2 separate regions of the Homo sapiens genome follow, and region 2 is linked to region 1. The links are chromatin loops, found by intact Hi-C in ENCODE. Cell type or tissue: gastrocnemius medialis. All regions are shown on one strand.

Evidence for each region. Hi-C counts contacts between places; a loop is a spot of excess contacts. Peaks named below come from ENCODE experiments on the same cell type or tissue, not always from the same donor. Only the 100,000 strongest peaks of a DNase experiment are listed, where the experiment ranks them.
Region 2: a loop joins it to region 1, with 2.2 times the contacts of the local background. A loop is called at or near these places in 56 of 110 quality-filtered maps.

The regions. Positions count from the first base shown.
Region 1 is chr19:18,409,537-18,412,036 of GRCh38, reverse strand. It overlaps a transcript of SSBP4 not described here. Among named protein-coding and RNA genes, the nearest start is that of SSBP4, 8.6 kb to the left of the region's middle. RefSeq lists silencers at 1,159-1,208, 1,229-1,328. In gastrocnemius medialis, a CTCF peak has its summit at 1,240 (motif pointing right); a DNase peak (open chromatin) is centred at 1,276; H3K27ac peaks cover 502 bases.
Region 2 is chr19:18,207,222-18,209,721 of GRCh38, reverse strand. PDE4C (phosphodiesterase 4C) reads left to right here. Exons shown (of 15, transcript NM_001098818.4): 15 at 1-1,757. Among named protein-coding and RNA genes, the nearest start is that of RAB3A, 4.4 kb to the right of the region's middle. In gastrocnemius medialis, CTCF peaks have their summits at 988 and 1,192 (motif pointing left); no DNase peak of the experiment used is centred here.

The sequences.
Region 1 (2,500 bases):
TGCACCACCAAGCCCAGCTAATTTTATTTTGTGTGTGTGTGTGGGGGGTCTGACTTTGTTTCCCAGGTTGGTCTCGAACTCCTGGCCTCAAGCGATCCTCTCGCCTCAGCCTCTCAAGTAGCTGGGACTACAGATGTGTGCCACTGTGCCCAGATTCAGTCTCTCTTCTTACTGGTGGAAGAAAGATTTCCTGTGGTACCCTAAGGTCCATCCCTCTCGGGATGGTACAGGGACACGAGTCTTTTCTTCCCTTCTGGGGGTCCTTTGGCTTAACAACACCACAGAGTCCACACTTGGTAAGTACCTGATATTGAGCATGTTTTGACATGATTATGTTAAATGCATCCAGGTCATCCCACCCCAGGGCCTTTGCATTGGGTTTTCTCCTGGCCGGGATACCTTTTCTACAACTGTACACCATGGCCAGCTTCTCTTCATCCTTCAGGCTTCAGCTCCAGTGACATACCCTCGGAGAGGTCCCCAAACCTCTGTTTGGATTATATTACCTTGTTGGATCTTCCTGGATACTTTTTTTTTTCTTTAAGACGAAGTCTCGCTCTGTTGCCCAGGCTGGAGTGCAGTGGCGCAATCTTGACTCACTGCAACCTCCCTCTCCTGGGTTCAAGCAATTCTCCTGCCTCAGCCTCCCGAGTAGCTGGGATTACAGGTGTGTGCCACCACGCCCGGCTACTTTTTGTATTTTTTTAGTAGAGACAAGGTTTCATCATGTTGGCCAGGCTGGTCTCAAACTCCTGACCTCAGGTGATCTGCCCACTTTGGCATCCCAAAGTGTTGAGATTACAGGCGTGAGCCCATGCACCTGACCCTTCCTGGATATCTTGTTTGTTAATTTTTGCATATTTATTGCCCCAGGAACCCTTGAGCTCCATGCGGGCAGGAGGTTTCTATGTTTTGCTTTCTTTTGTAGAGAAGGGGGTCTCACTATGCTACCCAGACTGGTCTTGAACTCCTGGCCTCAAGTGATCCTCCTGCCTTGGCCTCCCAAAGTGCTGGGATTACAGGCGTGAGCCACCGCGCCCGGCCGAAATTTGTATGTTTTGTTCAGGGCTGTGTCCCTAGCGCTTATAACACTTTCTGGCATACAGTAGGTGCTCAACAAATATTTGTTGCTGAGCAAATGGACTAAAGATTACCAATGTCCCCTCTGTGCTGAACTCCTCTGTGTGGTCTACGGAGTTGCCTGCCTTCGCCAAGGCAGCCAGCACCTGCGGTTCCGAATATAACCACTTGAGGGCAGCAGAGACTCAATGTAGCAACTCCTGAGAATCCCAGCAGGTCCCGCCCCCAGCATCCCCTTGAGGCCTCCCTGAGCTAAGACCCCAAGGGTCAGCGGTGGAATCTAGTCTGCCTCTCTTGACCTTGCCCTTGCTCTCAGGTCGGCTTACAAATGTATATTTACATATTTCTGTATTGAATTATTTCATGGCAAGGAGGAGGCAAATATAGAAAACATCACCCAGTCACGCCACACCCCCAAAAATCCTGTCCCCATTTTGAACTCCTCCCTGCGCATCTTTTTTTCTTGTTTGTCCATATTTTTTTCTAGAGAGGCCTTCTTTGACTAGCCCGTTTAAAACTGAACCAGGCCGGGCGCGGTGACTCACGCCTGTAATCCCAGCACTTTGGGAGGCCGAGGTGGGCGGATCACTTGAGGTCAGGAGTTCAATACCAGCCTGGCCAACATGGTGAAACCCTGTCTTCACTAAAAATACAAAAATTAGGCCGGGCGGGGTGGCTCACGCCTGTAATCCCAGCACTTTGGGAGGTCGAGGCGGGCGGATCATGAGGTCAGGAGATCGAGACCATCCTGGCTAACACGGTGAAACCCCGTCTCTACTAAAAATACAAAAAAAAATTAGCCGGGCGTGGTGGCGGGCGCCTGTAGTCTCGGCTACTCTGGAGGCTGAGGCAGGAGAATGGCTTCAACCCGGGAGGCGGAGCTTGCAGTGAGCCGAGATCGTGCCACTGCACTCCAACTTGGGCGACAGAGCGAGACTCCGTCTCCAAAAAACAAAAATTAGCCAGGTGTGGTGTCATGCGCCTGTATTTCCAGCTACTCAGGCGGCTGAGGCAGGAGAATCGCTTGAACCTGAGAGACAGAGATTTCAGTGAGCCGAGATTGAGCCACTGCACTCCAGCCTGGATGACAGAGCGAGACTCAGACTCAAAAAAGAAAGAAAAAACAAAAACTGAACCAGGCCAGGCACGGTGGCTCATGCCTGTAATCTCAGCATTTGGGAGGCCGAGGAGGGAGGATCACGTGAGGCCAGCAATTTGAGGCCAGCCTGGGCAACACAGTGAGACCTCCTGTCTCTACAAAAAATAAAAAATTAGCTGGATGTGGTGGAGCCATGATTGTGCCACTGCACCCCAGCCTGGGTGACAGAGCAAGACTCTGTTTCAAAACAAGAAAAATCTTTGAACCATCCTACTCTCCCGACTCCTTGACTCTAATTTTTTGGCCATGGCATTTTTTTTT
Region 2 (2,500 bases), 200 kb after region 1:
ACACTGTCTCAAAAAAGAAAAGAAAAAAAAAAAAGCCGGGCCAGGTGGCTCACGCCTGTAATCCTAGCACTTTGGGAGGCTGAGTGGGGGTGGATCGCCTGAGATCAGGAGTTCAAAATCAGCCTGGCCAACATAGTGAAACCCTGTCTCTACTAAAAATACAAAAAATTAGAGGCTGGGTGCGGCGGCTCACACCTGTAATCCCAGAACTTTGGGAGGCCGAGGCGGGTGGATCACGAGGTCAGGAGTTCAAGACCAGCCTGGCCAACACGGTGAAACCCCATCTCTACTAAAAATACACAAATTAGCTGGGCATGGTGTTGGGTGCCTGAATCCCAGCTACTCGGGAGGCTGAGGCAGGAGAATCGCTTGAATCCGGGAGGCGGGGCTTGCAGTGAGCCGAGATCGTGCCATTGCACTCCAGCCTGGGTGACAGAGCAAGACTCCGTCTCAAAAAGAAAAAAAAAAAATTAGCCAGGCATGGTGGCAGGTGCCTGTAATCCCAGCTACTTGAGAGGCTGAGGCAGGAGAATCGCTTGAACCCGGGAGGTGGAGGTTGTGGTGAGCCGAGGTCGCGCCACTGCACTCCAGCCTGGGCAACGACAACAACAATAAAAAGAGGGGGCTCTGTGCCCGGCATGTCTCTGAAGACTGATTGAACCTATGCACCAGTTGTTGCTTTAAGTCGCTTTATTTTCTGTCTTTGGTGTCTCTGGATGTAGGAGCCCCCTGCTTTCTCTGTCCGCAGAACTCCATACTGGGTCCCCTACGTGTTCCTCCTTCCCTAGGACAGCAACAAAAACACACAATTTTCCCTCTCTAGCAGGTCTCTAAGTCTCCTGATTCCTGAAACTGCCTCAGACTCCCCCTAGAGGGAGGGAGGCCCCTGAGGCTTTCTTGCCATCATAGCCTCTTCTGGGCCTCAGTTTCCCCTCTGTAACCTGATCCTAGTACTTGGATAAACTCCGACGAGGTGTGGGGGGTTGTTGTCTGTGACCTCCCTGAAATATCTTAGACATTTGGGGTACTGAGCATTTATCTGGGGTTAAATAAAATCTTTACATCTTAAGACATTCGATTGACCAAATTGAGTGTCCTGGCCATTTCACTGATGAGGAAACTGAGGCGCAGAGAGGTCCTCTTGCCAGCTCAAAGTCAAGCATCTGGGCGCCCAATGTTAGCCAGCGGCACCCCCTGGTGGCGGGCGTGGGAGACACGGCGGGGCGCGCTTGTCGGGGGTTGGGGGGTGGGTCGGAGGGGTGGCATCCTCCAGCCCTGATGGTCCCACTTACCGCACCTCGCCGGGAAGAGCTCGTCCTGCTGGTCGGGCCTCCGAGCGGACTGGGCAGCACCATGCTCAAGCCTAGGGTTCGATCCCCGCCTCCGGAAGCCTCAGTATCCATCCCTCCCCTCTGCCTCCCTCTTCGCGTGCCTGAATATTTATACAAGATACAGGCGTCATCACAGCCGCCCTCGGCTTCCAGAGCAGCTGGCTTCGTTCATAAATATTATAACCACTCAGAATTCATCATCATCACAGTTAATGATAAAATTCCACAGTGCCAGAACTAAAAGTCATCCGGGTTCACGAACTTGGTGCATTTCCTTCCAGACTTTTAAAAAGAAGATATTTAGGGAATTTTTTTTTCAAGATTTTTCCCCCCAGTCCGCTTACAAAGTAATACCATGTTCGCTGTAAAAAATTTGGAAATAATGGAAATGTATAAAGAAGGAAATAAAATTCTGCTGTATCTCCACCCATGGATTATCTGCAGTATTTTGACTTATTTCCCTCTAGTTTTTCTCCATCTGTTATAAGATATTCATATTTTTGGCTGGGCGCGGTGGCTCACGCCTGTAATCCCAGCACTTTGGGAGGCCGAGGCGGGCGGATCACGAGGTCAGGAGATCGAGACCGTCCTGGCTAACAGTGAAACCCCGTCTCTACTAAAAATACAAAAAATTAGCCGGGCGTGGTTGCAGGCGCCTGTAGTCCCAGCTACTCGGGAGGCTGAGGCAGGAGAATGGCCTGAACCCGGGAGGCGGAGCTTGCAGTGAGCCAAGATCGAGCCACTGCACTCTAGCCTGGGTGACAGAGCGAGACTGTCTCAAAAAAAAAAAAAAAATTCATATTTTTTTCTTTCTTTTCTTTTCTTTCTTTCTCTGTCTTTCTTTTCTTTCCTTTTCCCTTTCTCTTTCTTTCTTTCTTTGCGTCTCGCCTTGTCGCCCAGGCGGGAGTGCAATGGTGTGATCTTGGCTAACTGCAACCTCCGCCTCCTGGGTTCAAACGATTCTCCTGCCTCAGTCTCCTGAGTAGCTGGGATTACAGGTGCCCACCACCATGCCCAGCTAATTTTTGTATTTTTAGTAGAGACTGGGTTTTCACCATGTTGGCCAGGCTGGTCTTGAACTCCTGACCTCATGATCCGCCTGCCTCGGCCTCCCAAAGTGCTGGGATTACAGGCATGAGCCACTGCACCCAGCCCTAGAATATTCATAT